Regions from separate parts of the Homo sapiens genome. Here region 1 is linked to region 2. A link is an interaction called in ENCODE POLR2A ChIA-PET data of the cell type or tissue named here. Cell type or tissue: Panc1. All regions are shown on one strand. Each heading gives the region's core, and the rest is flanking DNA. Links, peaks and the distances in the headings are about the cores only.

Region 1 (10,438 bases), core at 1,605-9,604, 1.0 Mb after region 2:
AAGAAAGGTGGGGAAGAACAGGGTCACCAAGGCCAACTGGGGTCTTGTCCTGCAGGCATATAATTTCAGAAAGTACTACTATTAATATACGCACCCAGGTTAAAATGTAGTACTGCATAATGCTATACCTGCCAATCCTAAATGAACAGACACGGAGGCAGCAGGGACAGAGGGCATAGTACAATTTAAGGCAAAAAATACATATATATCAAACTTCAACATGTGAAATATCTATCTGCATTTATAGAATAAAAAATAGATTAATATTTTTCATGTCAAACATGATGTCTATTTAAAACGAAATAAACTTAGCATCCAGAATATTTAAACATTATTATGATATGAAACACATTTAAATTATCTGCTTTTTTTCTTATTTTCAGTAAGATTTTCATTATGAAAGACAAGGGCTTCATGATACACACTGATATTCATAAATCAGTAATTTACTAGCATCTTGTCCCTTTACTATGTACTTTCCATCTGACACAAATTTTTCAACACCATTGGCTTGTTCTTAATAAGTTTGTAAAATAATATTATTAATAGGGAATAAGTTGATTTTTCATTATATAGTATAAAACACGTATATAAAATATGCACATCCTTGTATATTTTTATCATGTGCTTTATAGAAATATGCAGCTTTAAAATTTCTTTTACAGGAATTTCATTCCCTTTTAGATATTCTGGCAATTTGACACTAATCCTGTACCTTAGAAAGTACAACATAGGCCTGACAAGATTTAATATGATCTAAAGGAATCAAAGCTAAACTCCAAACTCCAAAAACTAGTGGTAAAAAGAGAAAGGTAATAACATATCATGAACTAGAATTGTAAGATAGCTGACGGACCCCTTGCAAAAACACAAGCAATAGAATTTTTTCCTACAGAACATCTGAATAGCAGGCTCAAAAAAAGAAGTTTTGTTTCTTCTCTACTTCTTTTTGTATTCAATCTATTAAATTAAATTACTATTTTTTAATAATTATTATACATTTCCCTGCACACACTGCTATGGTTGCTACAGAGGCTTTTCAAGAGAGAAACTGATTATAACAACATATACAACGACATGAAAAAACTGATGCTCAGAAATGATGCCAATCTAGTAGATAAACCTGCGAACTGAGCACACTGAGTGACTACAAAATCAACCACACTGCTGTGCATTTATTTTAGTATTGCTAAAAGATATATAGACTAGTGTGAAAAATTATTGCTAGTTTCATTATTATCTTTGTTATTTGTATGGAAATATAACAATGCATTATAGTCGCATTTAACACATAGTATTTGGAAGAAAAGAGGAAAAGAAATCAAAGGGCAAGGAAGGAAAGGGGAGGAAAGAAGGCAAAGAAGAGAAGAAAGGCTGGAAGAAACTGAGCATTCCGCAGACATAACCTCCATCCATTCTTATAGGATAAGAAGCCTATAATTGAGAGATATTATTGTCCATATTTTATATATAAGAAAACTGGTTAGGACATATTATCTTTCCCAAAGTAAATATATTACAAAACTGGCATTTAAATCTAGGTTTTTGCTGAATCCAAAGTCCATACTCTTTTCTCATCCCCTGGATACCTCCTCCGGCCACCTACTTTTTGACTTAGGAATAATGTCAATGCATGCGAAAAACCAAGTTCTATCCAGTGGGGAAGATTGAGCTCCTTCTGATAAATTCTGCATTAGGCAGTCAGTTGACTATTGGATGAGTGTCTAACCATTCCACAATGATTTTTTCTCTCTCTGACCACAGCAAGTGACAGAGAGATTTCTCACCTTCTAGTTAGTATCCATTAGCAAGCAACACTCTGGAAGTCTAGTCCTCATGAAACCACAATGCAACAAATGTGTTGAAGATAATGCACAGCCAAGCTTAGAATGCTTCACCTCCTGCCATTTTCTCCCTCTGGGTTCATCACCCATTGTTATCTATTATTTATATTGCATCATAAAGTGTAACTTTATTGACGAGGTAAAGCCTGTGTCAGAAAGGTCACAGACTTAGTTCACTTCCTGTGCCTTCAGCAATTCTTTAATTCATGCGCTTTTTAAAAAATTAATCAATATGTTTTTTGAGTGCCTAATTGAGTGGAAAACCCATCAACATTTAATGAAATTGTTGAACCATTTTCATATACATAAGAAATATATAAACCTAATTAATATTTGGCTAGAGTAATAAACTTTAACTTCTAAAGAACTTTGTCCATTTTAGAAGTAGTCTCCATATTGAAAGATGAGCCGAAGTGTCACCAAGGTGTCACAGACCTCAATAGCAGAAGCAAAAGTCAATTATCATTCAACATTTTGAGTTCAGTTCAGGTGAAACAACACACATTACTAAAAAATAATGCTATTCCCTAATCCTAATATTGACCCCATAAATCAGGGTGGAACTGTCTCCCTAGAAGGCATCCTAAAATGTAGAGGGAATGTGCTATACACAACTAGTGACTGGGGCGTCAGTGAGGGTTGGGAGTGAGGAAAAATGAAAATTATTTGGCAATGTGCAGGACAGTCCTTTACAAGAAAGAATTGCCCACCCAATGTCAATAGCACCCAGTGAAAAATACCACATCGGCCTATTTAAAAAAACAAATAGAACATCATTAGCCCAATCTACATTATATTTGGCTTTCATGATGCCTTAAAATAAATTTAAATAGAGTATGTGCATTTCAGGATGACAGATACTTGTCACTCTATTTTCTTAAACCTATCTTTGTGGCTCAATTAAGTTATTTGTCAGTCCCCTAAATGCATTTAAAGATGAAAACTCCTAAATCCTGATTATTATACCAGTATGTAAATGGATGACTCCATCCAGATTGGGCAAATGATACATTCTTTAAAACTCTCTTAGTTCTGTACATGTAGACCAATCAGAGATCCCAAAATCTTGAGCAGTTCATTTTTCCTCATTAGAACTCAGGAAAGAGAATATAAAATCAACAAAATTATTGAATTATATGCAGATTTAAGAAAGTTTTAAAAATTGAGTTTTTCCAAAGCCTCCAAAAAGTGTTCTACAACTGTTCTACAGCCCCTGAAAGCTCCCTTATAGAGAGAGCTAAAATGTATTAATTTTCTTCTTTGTCAAGTCAGACTTTATATCTACAAATAAAAAAGTATTTTTTATGTGAACTTCAAATACGAGAATTGTTTTGTTAGTGTCAAGTTTTATTGCAAGTTCTCAATTATGTGCTGTAATTTATTGATCTGGATTATAAAATGATTTCTCAAATCTGTGATAATTGCTAAATTCTTTGGTTTAACCTTATTTCATTGTTTTAATTTTAAATTTCAATTGTAAAAGAGGTTCTTTGAGACAAATGAAATGATAAAATCCTAACGTTTAAGATGTTTGTATTATAAAATCCCTTGACAAAGCTAAACCATATCCTTTTTCTGTGACCTTTATAATCACAGTTCCTTACCAATGGTAATCTCTGACTTTTGACAGAATGCAGATCAACTCTGTTCATTTTTTTTAACTTAGAAAGGCATTATATGCTATATACTCTTTGGGGTCTGGATTCTTTTGGTCAATATTATGATAATAAGATTTATCCAAATTGCCAGGAAATTAACTTTTAATACATAATAGAGCTGTCCCATGACCACCTGCATCATAATTATCTGGGAATGCTTCACTTTTAAAAAGGCAGGGACCCAGGTCCCAGCCTAGGCCTAGAGAATCTAAAACTCTGGGAGGAGGAAGGAGATTAAGTCCAAATCTCTACCTTGTATAAGCTCCTCTACTAATAATTTTGCCTATCAAAGCTTTAGATTCTACACTAAAAACTTAATGCTTCTATTCACTTTCTTAATTCTAAGATAATTTTTACCAAAGACTTTTTGTTAGAGAGGCTGTTCTTTTTATGGCATCATAACAATTATAGAGATACTTCAGACCCAAAACTGATTAGTTGTACTTTTAATAGTTTTAACAACCTGCAAAATCCAGTAATAATTTTTTTCCAAATTCAGTATCTTAGCACATGTATTTCTTAAGAGAATCATTCCATAGTCTTAAAAATTTTAGTATCACAAAAAATTAGACAGATTTATTAATTCCACAACATATATATACTTCAAAACTTCATGTATATGATAAATACCTACAATTTTATGTGTCAATTTAAAAAAACAAAAACAAAATTTTACAATATCTGTTTGTGGTGTGTTTTTAATTTTTTCTAAAATGTCTTCTGCCTTTCATTATGCAGTCATTAAGTGCTTGAAATCGAATAGAACCAAGTTAATTGTGATGGTTGTCTTAAACCTACATGTAATATAATGACAGTTTTACTATTTAAGGACCATGCTTTCTAGTAAAATTAGGATGAAAAAACAGTAGAGAAACATGCAATGAACCTAACAGTGATGAAACTTATCTGGGGCTCATTGCTATAGGATGTATTGTCTTTCTCCTAAAAAGAAAAGTGGCAAGAGAAATTGTATTTCAAATATCCCTTGATAATTCAAAAGATGTAAGAACTTGCTGAAATGTCATGGTCATTCGCTTGTGGCTAACATTAGAAGCGTTAAATCACAATTAGATTTAACACATATAATCAGGCTGGAGGAGACTCTAGTAGCCTCCAGTAAAGACTCTCTCTCAGCAAGATCTTGTACAAATATCTCTCTGATGACACCATCGTCATATTAAGTATGAGTGAATTTCAGAAGCTCATTGCTGCCTCTTCAAACAAACTAGTACTTGCCGAATGGTATGAGCTTTTTAAAGATGTCCTTAATCTGTTTCTTTTTCAAGACATGTCAATTTGTTTCTGAGGGAGACTCTTCAATGTGACAGAACCCACATATGGTTCTTTTTATTCCCAGATACTTCATTTATTTATTTGTCTATTTATCTATTTACTTATTTTTATTTCAATAGCTTTAGGGGTACAAATGACTTTTGGTTGAATGGATGTATTATACAGTGGTGAAGTCTGAGCTTTTAGTGTACCCATCACCACCTGAATAGTGTACCTTGTACCCAATAGGTAATTTTCCATCCTTCATCCTCCTCCCTCTCTCTCCCTGTCTGAGTTTCCAATGTCTATTATACTGTATTTCCCTGTGTACTACTCATAGCTTAGCTCCCACTTATAAGTGAGAACAGCAGTATTTCTTTTTTTGTTCCTAAGTTGTTTCACTTGGGATAATGGCCTCCAGTTCCATTCCAGTTGCTGTGAAAGACATTCTTTCATTATTTTTTATGACTGAGTAGTATATCATAATATTTATATACCACATTTTATTTATCCACTCATCAGTTGATGGGCACCTAGGTTGATTCCATATATTTACAATTATGAATTGTGCTGTGATAAATGTATGAGCGCAGGTATATTTTTGATATAATTACTTCTTTTTCTTTGGTTAGATACCCAGTAGTATGATTGCTGGAAGACCCCAAAAGCAATTGCAACAAAAACAAAAATAAATAAATGGGATTTAATTAAACTAAAAAACTTCTGCACAAAAGAAATAATCAATAGAGTACATCGACAACCCTATAGAATGGGAGAAAATAGTCACAAACTCTATATACAATAAAGGACTAATACTCAGAGTCTACAAGGAATTCAAACAAATCAGCAATAAAAAAATGAATAACCCCATTAAAAAGTGGGCAAACGACATGAAGAGATATTTTTCAAAAGAAACTATACAAATGGCCATCAAAGATATGAAAAAAAATGCTTAATATCACTAATCATCAGGAAAATGCATATTAAGGTCACAATGAGATACCACCTTACCCCAGCGAAATGGCCATTTTTTTTTTACTTTTATTTTGACTTCAGGGATACATGTGCAGGTTTGTTATATAGGTGAACTTGTGTCTGCGGAGTTGTTGTGCAGACTATCTCATCACCCAGGTATTAAGCCTAGTACCCATTTCTGATCCTCTTCCTCCTCCCAACCTCCACCATTTGATAGGCCCCAGTGTGTGTTGTTCCCCTCTATGTGCCCAGGTGTTCTCATCATTTAGCTCCCACTTATAAGTGAAAATATGCAGTATTTGCTTTTCTGTTCCTGTGTTAGTTTGCTGACGATAACGGCCTACAGCTCCATCCATTTTCCTGCAAAGGACATGTTCTCACTCTTTTTTATGGTGACATAGTATTTCATGGTGTATATGTACCATACTTTCTTTATTCAGTTTATCACTGATGGGCATTTAGGTCAATTCCATGTCTTTGCTATTGTGAATAGTGCTGCAAAGAACATACACATGCAAGTGTCTTCATAATAGAAGGATTTATATCCCTTGAGGTATATGCCCAGTAAGGGATTGCTGGGTGGTCAAATGGTATTTCTGTTTTTAGGTCTCTGAGGAATTGCCACACTGTCTTCCACAATGGTTGAACTAATTTACACTTCCACCAACAGTGGATAAGCATTCCTTTCTCTCTGCAACTTCACCAGCATCTATTATTTTTTGACTTTTTAATAATAGCCATTCTAACTGGCATGAGATGTTATCTCACTGTGGTTTTTATTTACATTTTTCTAATGATCAGTGATACTAAGCTTTTTTTTAAATGAATGGCCACATGTATGTCTTCTTTTGAATAGTGTTCATATCCTTTGCCTATTTTTAATGGAGTTGGAAAACAGCCATTATTAAAATGTCAAAAAACAATAGATGGCACAGATGTGGTGAAAAGGGAACACTTATACACTGTTGGTAGAAATGTAAATTAGTACAACCTCTATGGAAAACAGTATGATTCTTTAAGACTGCAAATCTCAGTGCTAGTATTATGCAAAATGGATCCTAGTTTACACTCTTAGGTCAATGATACTTTTTTTTTTTTTTGAGATGGAGCCTCACTCTACCGCACAGGCTGGAGTGCAGTGGTGCGATCCCAGCTCACTGCAAACTCCACCTCCTGAGTTGAAGTGATTCTCCTGCCTCAGCCTCCTGAGTAGCTGGAATTACAGGCATGTGCCACCACACCCGGATAATTGTTGTATTTTTGGTAGAGACAGGGTTTCACCATGTTGGCCAGGCTTGTCTCAGACTCCTGGCCTCAAGTGATCTGCCTGCCTCAGCCTCCCAAAGTGCTGGGATTACAGGCATGAGCCACCACATCCAGCCAGGCCAGTGATTCTTGACTGGATAAGTTCATGAGTTTTAGTTTTAAATAGTGAAATAGGGTTGCTAAAGTTCAAAGAAAATTTAAAAATATTTTAGAAATGCCAGATTATTCAGACAGTACAAAAATTTTTTTTTGCATGGAAAGCCACTTAAAATAGCTTAAGATAATAAGCTTAAGTAAGCAAATACAGTGTTTACATTTGTGAATCTCAAAAAAACATTGTGCAGTCTTAGCATCACTGGGCAGAAACAATTTTCAAGGGATTCCCTAACTCATTTTCTTGCTTTCATGCAGCAGGATGATTTTCCTAGTTTTCAAGGTATTCAGAAAGAAAGAACCCACATAATAATTTTTTTAAAGAGTTATTTCTTTCCCTCTAATGTTTATATCTAAGACATACCATTCATGAACCCTCGAGGTGGAGGTTGCCGTGAGCCAAGATTGCACCACTGCACTCCAGGCTGGGCGACAGAGCAAGACTCTGTCTTAAAAAAATTAATTCATTTTTTAAAAAATAAAGACATACCATTCATTACTCCATTTTTTAAGCCTTTAATTCTATAACTTAGAGTTATTGTTATATAGACAAAATTCTTCTCTCCCATTATGTCTTCATCTTGGACCACAGAGAAGATAATGCCATTCTCTTGGAGGAGGAATCTTCTGTACTTCTCTTCAGCCCTTACTCTAGTTATCAATGGAAAAGTAGCTATGAGGGCTAGACTCCCTGTGAGGCATGTCCCACGAATTGGGGGTGAGGTTACTTTGTTTCAAAAGCAGGTTAACAAGTCTCATCATTTTGTCTTTGTTTTACTCAGGAATTTTATTCAGTCTTCATGACAAGCAGGCCACAAAGGAAATGACTCTTCAGGATCAAACAATTCTTTGTCCCTGTTCTTGCAGTGTCTTTATCTGTCACTAAAAGGATAAGTCACTTTACGCTTTTTTTTTTTTTTTGTCTTTTTTTTCCTTTTTGTGGAGAACGGGGTCTCACTATATTGCCCAGGCAGGTGTCAAACTCCTGGGCTCAAGCTATCCTCCCGCCTCTTGCCTCCCTGAGAGCTGGGATTACAGGTGTGAGCCACCATGCCCGGCCGGTAAGTCACTTTAATCTTTTGCAGAAGGGCTCATTATCTTCAAGAGAGGGGGAAGCCTCAAAAATGTGGACCTCAAGTCTTAGTCATCTCAATTATAAATATGGAGATAACAATTCCTTATATGATGAACTGTAGAAAATAAATGAAACCATATAAAGTGTGGTGCAAACAATGAAGCACGATACAAATGCATGTTCCTTGGGAATAATTTCTATCATCTAGAAAATAATGGAGTTAGATTAAATTATTTTTAAGGAATCATTACTTTCTAACATTATCTCTAGTCCAGACCTATCTACTGAGACTCAGACCCTTAATCCAATTGCCTAATTATATTTTTACCTAATGAATACACATTAGGTAACCACATAAATACTTAAACAAGCCACCTGGCTATTTCACAGGTCCAAATTCAGCATGTCCAAAAATAAATTCACATCTTTCTTCCTGGTTTTCGGTCAGTGTTCCCTATTTTCATAAAATGTCATGTCATCTACCTGATGACCCAAGTCAGAAACCAGAAAATTATTCTTGACTCCTTTCTCACACTCAAATCCAATTAATCACCAACTGTTGTGAATTCTTCCTCCTAAACATCTTTCAAATTGGTCCTCAGGTCTCCATGTACACTGCCAGCACCCTAGTTCAAGTCACCATTGTCTCTCACCTGGACTATCGCCATCACTTCTGAAAGAGACTCCACAAGTCCCTATTTTCCCCTCTCTCTAAACTTCATCTCACTGGAGACAGAGTGAGGTGAAGTTTAGAATACAAATCTGGCCATGCCATTCTTCTTAAAACACACACAGTATCCTGTTGTTGTTAAGATAAAGTCCAAGTCCTTAACATATCTAAAAATGTCCCGGCCTGATCCAATACCTGTTTCTTTCTGCAGCCTCTCCTTATACCTTGCCAATGCATGATTGCCATTCTCCAATCATTCTGCCTTTCTAATCCCTTGAGAGTCCTATGTCCCTCTCCCTCACTTATGTGCTTTCACAGCTCATACTCATTCTTTAGTTGTTCACTTCAGTGTTACTCTCTCATAGGAGACTTCCCTAATTCCCTCTCACCGCATTTTCAAGTGAAATTTCTTATTATATGCTCACTTAATATGATGTAGTTCTCCTGTGTGGCATATGTCAGATGTAGTGAGTTATGGGGTTTAATGATAAACTGATTATTAATAATAATTAATATGAATATATATTATTATGAGGTTTACTGATAAACTCAGACTTTGTAGGGAGAAAATGTGTTTATCTCAAAATGGCTGTATCTCAGCCATCCTGTGCTTGCCTGGCACACTTATAGATAGAAAGAATTAAAGGATGGAGTGGGGGATGGAGGGCTAGAGGAAGAGAAATCTCATACATCACATTGAATATAAATTAAACATATATAATCCAAACATAGTACCATCATGTTTCTCATGGTGTTTGCTTTTTTTAGAAATAAGTGTGTACAATACAAATAAAGATCTATGACTTCTGTTTCTACCAAATTTTAAAGTCCCCTTATATGTAAACTCAAGGATTTCCTGATTTTTATTGTTGCCTACCAATAATAGATCTTTAATAACAATAATTGTGTGTCAGTAAAATAAAGCCCTTCAAGAATAAATTTTAAAGCCATAATGGTATTTTTAAGGCCATGTACAGTTTTGATGGATTAGGAATAGCATACTAAAAATTAAGAAGGTCTTATCAATAAATTGTTTGTATTAGTTAGGGTAATACTAGCTGCAGTAACAAACCCAAAAATATATGATGCCTCAAACACAATAGAAATTTATTTCGTTTGTCTAAAGTCCAACTTTTTTTCTGAACACCAAAAGACCCTCATCTAAGTAGCAATTCAGAGAGTAAGGGTCTTTTTTTCTGTGACTCCATATTTCCAATATGTGCCTTCCAAGGCCACTGGGCCCAGCTGTGCCAAGCTGGTGAAAGAAGAAAAAGGTTCAAAGGTTGCTTCAGAGTTCTATAAGCCAAACCTGGAAATGGAACCTGTCACTTCTGCTCACATTGCAATGGATAAATCTCCAGTACATGGCTGCAACTGAGTGCAAGGGAGGCTGGAAAGTACAGGTTAACTCTATGACTAAGGAGAGGAATTGGTTTGAACAGCTGGCCAGTCTCCACCATACCACTGCTTCTCCACTAAGATTTCTCACTGGTCTACTCTCAATACACTCACCTCAATTTATTTT
Region 2 (10,438 bases), core at 1,188-9,187:
AAAAGGGAGTGAAAGATTGGAGCTTACGGTAAGAAGACAAATACAGGTATACAGTTGACTAGGAAGGCTTAAGGGAACCCAAGCCAGTACTCTCTCCATCTTTTATTTTTGCACCTCCCTGGCCAATTACTTCTCTCCTTTTGCAGACTGGCTTTTTCTCCTTGTCCAGTTTTACATAGTGACAATTATAGTCAGTAACAGATTTGGAAAGTAACTGGTGGCTGTTTTCTTTTTCTCTCTGAATTAGACTATATTTTGTCATAAGTGATAGCCCCACACAAGGGGTAAATAACCGTTAAGGTGTTGGAGGTTTGGGAGAGGGACTCAGACTTGCCAATATTGGTTCTACTACCATCCTTGGATGTGTAATTAGGAGGGTACAAACAGCGAATGGAGTGAGGGATGGAGATGGAAAGTGAGGATCACACTGTATAAACATGATTGCAGGACATCCTGAGGTTTAGGAGAAAGGGGCAATGACAAAAGAAAAGGAATTGTTGTGAAGCCCCTATAACAGAGTTGATGTATTTATCAAGAAGCCTGATGACCAGAAAGCATAAAAAATCTAAAGTGGCTTGACCTGTGATGTATGAACAAGAGGCTTTTTACTTATTTATAGATTTTGTCTAAATTATACAAAGAGATCCTTAAAAGACAGCACAACATAACATTATTAATAGGAAACTTTTGTTTTGTCTGCTATAAGCCAGGTGCCTTATATACACTATTTTATTTGTTTCCTGCAACTGAATGACCATCCCCATTTTACAGATTAAAACATTTATGTTCAGGTGCTACATAAGCAATGAGAGATGAACCTAGGCATCTAAACCGGGTCTGCAGAGCTAAAAAGCCATGCTTACCCCACTACAAGATTTAGATTTTCTGAGTTTGAGACTGCATTCCAAACCAAGCTAACATTTCAATAATAAAAACCATTAGTCACTATACATATAAAATAAATGATCAGAAAATAGGGTACAAAATATGATGGAATCATTGTTTTCTTCGCCCCAAAAAACCCTCTACGTTTTAGAGAAAAACTTCTAAAAATAAGGTCCATATAACCATCTCCTCCCCTGCTCATTTACCTGGATCACTGATGTAGGGGAATATTGTTTATTTTGCGGAAGAAGAGATAAGGGAAATATTCTCCAACTTCTTTGAGGGATAAAGCTGGTATTTTGAGAAGTAGATTTGTTTGTTGCTTTGCAACATTCAATGGCCTAAAAGAGTGTAGTGTCCTGAAGTACTTTCTCTACTTGACTAACTTAGGTACTAGGAAAATTTGTCTTCATTTGTATCTGTACTCTGAGAGTGGGATGTGTTGGGTACCAATTTTCCAGGCTGCTATTTTCGGAACATATGGGCAAAGCTGAAATATATGAACATATGTATGTATGTTTGTGTACGTATATGAGCATGTATATTTGTATAAGCAACCACATTTTTATTCTCCCCCTCATCCTCCCTCCCTCTTCTACATTTGGAAGATATTTGAAATATGGAACATGTGTTTGGTGGGCAGGCAGTTGTATTATTTTATAATGATCCACAATCGTGTATGTGTATGTGTGTGTTTCCCTTAACAAATCTGCAAACAATTAATGTGTTCTGTAGCTAAAAATTATTCCTTAGGAATTATTCCCATTTTCTTTGTGAGAACACATTATATGTCCTTCCATGAGGGCAGAGATCATATGTTACAAACTTGTTAAGAAGATTTGAGTTTAAATTATTGCATATGCACCAGTCGAATAAGAATTTGCCAGAATTTAAAAACGTACAAATGTTAATAATTATGATAACTGGCAGTATTATTTTAAGACATTCAGTGTAAAAGCACAGACTGTAGCAATGGGTTTTGTGCATGTGTGAATAAGCATGTGTCTGTGAGGTATCATCTATGAGTATAAGAGTAAAGAGAGTCTGTGATGTGAGTTGTTTCATAGGCAGACATTTTTTGTTTGACAAATTTTGGTGGAGTTAATAATTTTCTTAACCTTTTAAATGCTCAGTTATATTTATAATATGTAATATTTGACAGTGTATCCAAATATCAATAGGTTATAAAATTACACAATTTACCCTTCTCTAGTAATGGGTGCGTTCTTCAAAATGATCCATAGTTTACTATGCCTTCCTTTTCCTATTTCGTTTCTCGGACCTTTGCTTTTAAAATAAATACATTAAAATGGCTAAAAATATGGTTTATTTTTGTAATTTTAAGTCTGGATGGTTCATTTAAAGTCTCCATATCTCAAAAAAAAGTCAAATTTCACCATTAACCGTTTTAGAAAATAGAAATCTATTATAAAAAAATTACATTAGAAAGAACAAAATTTTACTCCACAACTACTTATTAGAAGCTGTTGATATTATGTGTTCATTTAAACATTTTATGGCATTGCAGGTATCTTATATGATGTAAACATTTTGCCCTCTGAACTAGGGCTCTTCATGTTTGAAAATACTGAGGGAATAGATTTCTGGCTTAATCTCTGACTTAATAATGTTCACAGTACCTCACTTTTCTATATTCAGAATATAGCTGTTTTCCAAATATGAACTACGACATACAATGCAGTATGTATAGTGTATATGCATGCTTCAAAGAATAATAGCTATTTGTTTCTCATGTATGTTGGAAAACCAAGGCGAAGAAATAAAAATAAACACGCAGTGTAGTCCTTCACTCAGCACATCTCTGCATGCTGAAGGTGTTTAGCTGAAGCTATTTTACTCAAAGATCCCTTTCCCCTTCAATAAGTCAACATATTCTTGATCAGGATTTATCCAATCTCAATTATTGTTTTATCCTTTGAAAAAATTAATCTGCATCTTTTAAAAACAGCAATCAAAACAAGATTAGTATATTTTTAATGCAGAAGTAGCATACATGTCAGCCTGTTACCCAATTTCTATGGTTCCTATTACAGTTCTCTTATTACAGGCTCACAAGCACTGTTTTCCTAAAAGCACCTTTCAAGTCCCCTGCCTTTCACTGAAATGTGGCTGCTACTGTGTACTTATTTTAAAAATGGCTTGACAGAATTGCTAATGTTCTCATTCCTTCAGGATATTTCCTAATACTTGTAGCCTTTTCATGTTTCTAATTAGGCCAGTAATGGTCCCTGAAGTTAAACCAATTAAAATTATTTACTGTGACACACAGTGTGGAGATAATTATCTGATATCTGAATCCAACTTCTGCTTACTTCGCAACATTACTTAATAGAAAACAGAGAAACGGATGCCCATGCTTTCATTTTACTTGTCTACCAAATGTGTTTGCCCTATAGCAAACTGTTTAAATAAAGCATTAAAATCTTTGTGGTGCTAATCAAAATGTTTAAAATCCACTCACACTCCCTTTATAGTTCTGAAAAGCATATAAAAACTCCTACACATTACCTTTTACATTACAGTTGCTGACCAATGTAGTATTATAGCCACATTATATACAGATAATGCAGCTTTTGCATTTTCTACCAGGCTTACTTTTCTCTATTCCTCCACTCGTTTCATCTAATTATTATTTTTTCCTTTTTAGCATTTCTCTTTTTCTTTGCTTTGCTTTTTTTCTTTGTTTTGTTTCTCCATGCTTTGTTTCAGATTATGTGATTCACTACAAGGGGCACAAAATGAATGCACTTTGAAATATATGTTTCATATGAACAGGAGGTAATTCTGTATAGTCTAAACAGTTTTAAGCATCAAACAAGTGAGATTTATAATCATTTTATTCTTTGCATAGGGTTGGGGGTTTTGGAAATTTGAAGGTTTACAAAGAAGATTTTAATCGACAGCAGAAGTTTTAGCAAAGTTTAGTTCATATTTAATGTAAAGCAAAATCCTGCTAGGAATAAAAAACAGAGAGAGCAAGTAAATCACGTCATAAAGCAATGCTTTTCATTAAAAGTTGGCTGCCATCATGTAGAGAATTTGGATAAATGTAAAGACTGAGCCTGTAAGTTAGGCTTGCATATGCTGTAGTTAAATGCCAAAGTGCAGTCTCATAAAGAATTATAGCTTAGACACTTTGAGAACATTTAGCCCATAATCCCAATGCAAATTATTCTAAGAGAAAATTGAGTTTCATGCCAAAATGCTACCTTGAGACTGGCAATGTACAGTTGGACATTTAGCCTGATCTTAGGATGGATTCCTTTACTGTTTCCTGCTTTTTTTCCCCAAATATTCATGAACATCAGTACAGATACGGTACACACCATTTTCCAAGTCACCATGTGCCTAACTGGAGGCGCCTGGCAGTTTATAATGACTTTAATTTGGAGAAACAAACTGCAACAGGGAGAATTTGGGCATGCCATTCAATTCAGAACCATAGCCCAAGAGCTTGGTTTTCAGGAATTTCCAGTCCAGGCTTTGGATCCTGTTTGAGAATTCCTGCTTATGAGGGATAATCTGAGATGCCCAGTAACTTTCCCCTGCAGATAGTAAGGGAAATGTTTGCCTGTATAGTGATATGCTTGAAAAGGCATGAGGTCATTGGAGTGCCAGGAAAAGTACTAGAGACTGTTTAGAGAGACCTTGAGACCACTCAGATGTGGGATGCAATTCTTTGTAGAAGCTCTCCTTCCTCTGGCACTGCATTTAATCTTAGCAGAACTAATGTGTTCTTGGTGGTTTATGATTTAAAAACTCTGTGCTTCTTTTTCTCCTATACCACGTATTTTGCACATACTTTCATTAATACAACAAGCTTATTGCATTCTAATTATTTGTCTATGTTGGTGATATGGTTTGGATTTGTGTCCCCACCCAAATCTTATGTGGAATTGGAGGAGGGGCCTAGTGGGAGGTGACTGAAGCATGGGGGCCAATTTCCCCCTTGCCGTTTTTGTTATAGTGAGTGAGTTCTCACAAGATCTGATGGTTCAAAAGTGTGTGGCACTTTCCCCTTGGCTCGCTCTTTCTCCTGTTCCATCATGATAATACGTGCTTGGTTCCTTTACACCTTCATGATTGTAAGTTTCCGGAGGCCTCTCAGTCATGCTTCCTGTTAAGCCTGCAGAACTGTGAGTCAATTAAACCTTTTTTCTTCATAAATTATCCAGTCTCAGGTAGTTCTTTATAGCAGTGTGAGAACTGACTAATACAGTTGGTAAATAGATCTTAAATTTAACTACAGTCAAAAGCATTTCTTCAAAATTAGTGATTTTTGGAATAGATGAGGGTATGGATAATTAATTTTAAAAACACTTAAAAGATCAGCAAAAGATAGATACTCCAACTATTTTTACTAATCTAAACTTTGCTATCTTTTAAATTTTTATGTATGCACAATATTTTATGTTAATTTATTTGATACCATATGTACTGTATCAATATTATCTTTGTTTTCTCAACTATTTCAGGATTGTGGTCCAAGTAGCCATGGCTTAGAAAGCATTTAACACAGAGAAGTTTACATAATAAATATTCAGTTGTTAAATTTTATATATAATTCAAGAGCTATGGATTTTGTGCTGTGAATACAAGTGCTTAGGGATAAATGGGATGCAGGAATAAATAAAATGACTGAGTCCCTCTCCTGAGGATTAAAGTCTGAGAGAAAGAGAAGAGACAATAAGCATATTAATAAATAAGATTATATCAGGCACAAATAAATGCAAAGAAAAAGATAAAGCAGGATAGTGAAGTAGTTACCAATGATAGGAGTTGATATTTCATTCACTATGGCAGTTGGTGCCAAACTATAAGAGAAAGTCATGTGCCAAGGTCTGGAGAACAGAATGAACTTGGATTGTCTGGGCAGTATCACTGAAGGGAAAAGAAAAAGAGGCAAGAAAAAGGATTTGAGTTTAGAGATATAGGCAATATCCAGATCATAAAGTATTTATGGATTATGCTAAGGCCTTGAAATCTTATATTGATGTTAGGCTGCAATTGGAAGCCACTAGAGGATTTTAAGCATGGAAGTGAAACAATCTGAATTTACTTTTAGAGAAAACGTGAAGCTCCTAAAGGTTAAGTAATACACAGCCTTTCAATGTTGAGAAAAAGGTTGAAAATTACTGAGTGAAAAGTTTTAATGTTTGAAAAAGAAAATGACTATAATAGATTACTTAATAATTTAAAAAAGCAACTACATCTGTGTACAAATAACTCTATTAGTTTGCTAGTGCTGCCATAATACACTAGGTGTCTTAAATAACAGAAAGTTATTGTCGTACAATTCTGAAGGTTAGAAGTCTGAAATCAGGGTGTTGGCAGGGTTGGTTCTGCTATGGACTGAAAAATTGTATCCACCCAAAAGGCGTAAGTTGAAGCCATAACCCCTCATGTGATGGTATTGGAGGTGGGACTTTGGGAGGTAATTAGGTTTAGATGAGATTGCAAGGGTGAAACCCCCATGGTAGAATTGGTGTCTTTATGAGAAATGTCAGAGACCAGACAGAGCTTGCTCTCTCTCCACCATAGTAGGACACAGTGAAAAGGTGCCTGTCTGTAAGACAGGAAGAGGGCACTCGCCAAAACCTAATCATACTGGAACCCTGATCTTGAACTTCTCCAAAACTGTGAGGATTGCATTTCTATATGGTATTTTGTTATAGCAGCCAGAGCAGACTAAAACTGATTCCTTCTGAGAGCTATAAGGGAAGAATCTGTTCCAGGCCTCTCCCCTTGGCTTGTAGAAGGCCGTCTTTATTTTCACATGGACTTCTCTTTGTAAACATGCCTAGATCCAAATTTCCCCTTTTTTGTAGGACAACAGCCCTATTGGAATTGAGGCTCACTCCACTTCAGTATGACCTCATCTTAACTGATCACATTTGCAGCAAATTTATTTCCAAATAAGGTCCTATACTCAGAGGTACTGAAGATTAATACTCCATCCTGTGAATTTGGGGGGGATGCAATTCAATTCATAACAATAACTGTTTTATTAAACAAGCTGAAATTATTAAAGTACAAGTAGTAAAAAAAAAAAAAAACAATTCTATGTTAACAACCCTTTAAAGTTACTCTGCAGAATATTTCTTCCTTACTGCATAGATGAAATCTTGATCAGATTCTCTAATCTGGCCTTTTTTTTTTTTCTAGTTCATGTGATTTTTTTCATCTCAAGAATAGCATTATTTTAAAAATTAAAACTTCTACCTCGTGGCATAATTGCATAATTTCTTATATGTGCAATGTAAAATTTCTTCCTTCTTACCTAATTATCTCTTTAGCTGAGGAAGCCTAGAGGATTTTACTCTGATTATACTCTCCTAGGAGAAGGAGGGTATAGTCAGACATTCTGACTTTCCTAGCTCCAACTCCTACTCTCCCCGTTCGGTTGCCTGATTTCTGATCCCTTCCGAAAGGTGGAGAGAGTGATTTAGGGGAAAGGGTCTTATTAGAGACCACAACTGTGTACGAGGCTAGGGAGATGTTTAAAACTGGCTTTGATATTTTGGGCTACTTTTGTAGGTTAAAAAACAAAGTTGGCCGGGCGTGGTGGCTCATGCCTGTAATCCCAGCACTTTGGGAGGTCGAGGCGGGCGGATCACGAGGTCAGGAGATCGAGACCATCCTGGCTAACACGGTGAAACCCCGTCTCTACTAAAAAATACAAAAAAATAGCCGGGCGTGGTGGCGGGCGCCTGTCTTCCCAGCTACGTGGGAGGCTGAGGCAGGAGAATGGCGTGAACCCGGGAGGCGAAGCTTGCAGTGAGCCGAGATCGTGCCACTGTACTCTAGCCTGGGCGACAGAGCGAGACTCCATCTCAAAAAGCAAACAAACAAACAAAAAACAAAGTTATTGGAACTTCCCACTGCAACACCATGGTAAAGGGAAATGGGGTGATTTACTCTCTTAGGACACTGGCACTCAGGTCCTATGTGCTTTCTATCCAGACCATTTTTGTCAAGGCCATTTCCCCTTTACATGGCTGTCTTGAGCAGAGTCCTATCTCAGATGGCTCTAGGCTTTTGTGTTAGTTCATTCTTGTGTTGTTGTAAAGGAATACCTGAGGTTCGGTAATTTATAATGAAAAGAGCTTTTATATTGGCTCATAGTTCTGCAGGCTTCACGTGAAGCATAGTGCTGGCATCTGTTCCTGGTGAGGGCCTCAGGAAGCTTACACTCATGGCAGAAGGCAGAGGGGAAGACAAGGCATCACATGGCAAGAGCAGGAGCAAGAGAGATGGGGGAGGAGCCAGGCTTTTTTAAAAAAAACAACTGATTTGCATGTGAAGGAAAAGAGCAAGAAGTGCCTTATTACCATGGGGAGGGAACCAAGTCCTTCATGGGGGATCTGCCCAACCCCTGTAACCAAAACACCTCTCACTAGCTCCCACTTCCAACATTGGAAGTTTCAATATGAGATTTGGAGGAAATAAATATCCAACCCGTAGCAGCTTTCGCTTGTAGTCAACTTTCAAGGCTCTTGAACCACATGCATTTTCTCTGCCATGTGACACTAGGACAGTTTGCTTCCGGTGAATCTCACCATATGTCAGCTAAGAGCCATGTTGCCTTTTTTGTTTTGATTTCCTAAATGAGAGTCAGAGACTAGACTACCATATCCCTAATTCTAGTGCTCACAACACCAGTTATCTGAGTAACCCCCTTAAAGCCTTCTCTGTGGTCTTTAATTTAGAAAAATGCAGCCTCTACAAATTTCTCATGGGAAGGGCTTGGATTACTATTTAGAAGAGAGGAGGATGGGAAACTTTTACAACATTCTCAGATTTTGTTTTGGAAAAATGTTTCTCTTCCTGGTGCTGTTTGATTTCAACATTTTATTATTTGCTTACAAAGGTGTTGCATGAAGGGTCCCCTCATCACATTTAGGGAGCTCTTCTTTACAGGCCTGGCATGCAGACGAGATGACACCAATTCTTTTGTTGTGAAACTTCATGGTCTCACTTGAAATAAAGGAGTCCCATTTTGCCATGTGACATGTTCCCATGTTACTCATGTGACAGTGAAGTTCAGGTTATAGGAGGAAAGGAATCAGCTAGAGTCACACACAAAGTACTTTTGGTTCATGGAGGTCCTTCTGCCTGCATTTGAAGAAGTCACCAATAAGATGATTTTCTGGTGTATGTCTATCCGTAATTAATAGAAGCATCAGATTTGTTTTGATTCCCTCTAGAGATACATTTACCTCAAATATTCTGATAATACTCTTAAAATCAGGGGATCTTCTCTAGCACACAGGTGATATATTGCTCCAGATCTTCGTCCATGAGCTTTGGGAAGGCTTAAGGGGAATGCAGAATGTCTCTCAACATATTTTTGGTGCTCTGCTCACATGCCCTTTCCTGGCTGGCTCCCCACCCACTACTGGAGTGCTGGAGCTAATCACTTTCACCTGTGGTCCCTGGAGACTTGCCTTTGCCTCACCATAGCCAGCTCACTGGAGATGGCTGGGAAATTAAACTCTCTACCCAGGGAAAGCCAATAAATACTAGGGTAGAAAAGCCTGGCCTTTCTACTTCAGGACCCATAAGCTTGCTGTGTCATTATACTGGGCTCCTCTTGCTGTTGAAGCCATTGTTAGACTTTACCCAAGACCATAACTTGCTTCACTTCCCCTTTCCTTTCCCTGTTCCTTCTTCTTACTGAGAGATTTTTCCTGAAAACACATTTCTCCTGAATGGGGAGATTTTAACCTACTTATTCTGTTTATATAGTAGCTAAAATTTCTAGTTCTCTTTGGATTCAAATGTAATAATGTCTAATTTTCTAAGAATGTGTCTATTTCACCAAATTTAATGACAAATATTTTTATGATATTCTTCTATGCTATTAATCTCTACTGAACCTGCAATTATATTTCCTGTTTCACTCTGAAAATTATTTTTACCTATATTTATTCCCTTCATTACAGAGGTTTTTGTGTTTTATTCTCTTTTTCTAAGAAGTGGTTTTGGCTTTATTAATTAACTTTAATATTAGATATCTATTTCCTTAATATCTTTTCTTTATTATTTGTTTTCCTTTGCTTTTTTTGCATTTATTCTTACTTTTTCTAACTTGTTACCTGTTTTATTTTCACGATCATTTGTATTAACATAAATACTTAAGCAAATACATTTCCATATCTGAACTGGTTTTTATGCTTCCAACAAGTGTTAGGTATAATTTTCTTCTTTTTCACTTCTGAGTATTTTCTAGTTTTCATTATAATTTTCTTTGATACATAAGTTGTTTTTTTATTTCATTTCTAACATATTTTGAGTCATTGATTTCTTATGTAATATTTTAGTGGTCAGAGAATACGGTCTATACAGTATCAATTTTTTCGATTTTCTTTAGAACTGCTATTGGCCTAGTATATGATCAATTCCTATAAATCTTTCCTATACCTTGGGGGTGGAAGTGTATTCTCCAGTTGTTGCTCTTGCAAGAAGTTATTATATTTAGGTTCATTGATCTGTATGGTGTTGTTTCTTTTAGATCTGTTTGAGTGTTTGC

What was found. ChIA-PET counts read pairs that join two places held together with the same protein. Peaks named below come from ENCODE experiments on the same cell type or tissue, not always from the same donor. Only the 100,000 strongest peaks of a DNase experiment are listed, where the experiment ranks them.
Region 1: POLR2A ChIA-PET joins it to region 2 with 5 read pairs; 2 of 35 experiments call an interaction of 5 or more read pairs at or near these places.

What each region holds. Positions count from the first base shown.
Region 1 is chr5:91,572,368-91,582,805 of GRCh38, reverse strand. No RefSeq gene overlaps it. Among named protein-coding and RNA genes, the nearest start is that of ARRDC3, 190 kb to the right of the region's middle. In Panc1, for the core only: no CTCF peak of the experiment used is centred there; no DNase peak of the experiment used is centred there.
Region 2 is chr5:92,598,500-92,608,937 of GRCh38, reverse strand. The region is part of intron 2 of LOC105379082 (a long non-coding RNA gene); the gene reads left to right. Among named protein-coding and RNA genes, the nearest start is that of LINC02058, 340 kb to the left of the region's middle. RefSeq lists an enhancer at 2,603-3,723. In Panc1, for the core only: no CTCF peak of the experiment used is centred there; no DNase peak of the experiment used is centred there; H3K27ac peaks cover 6,176 bases.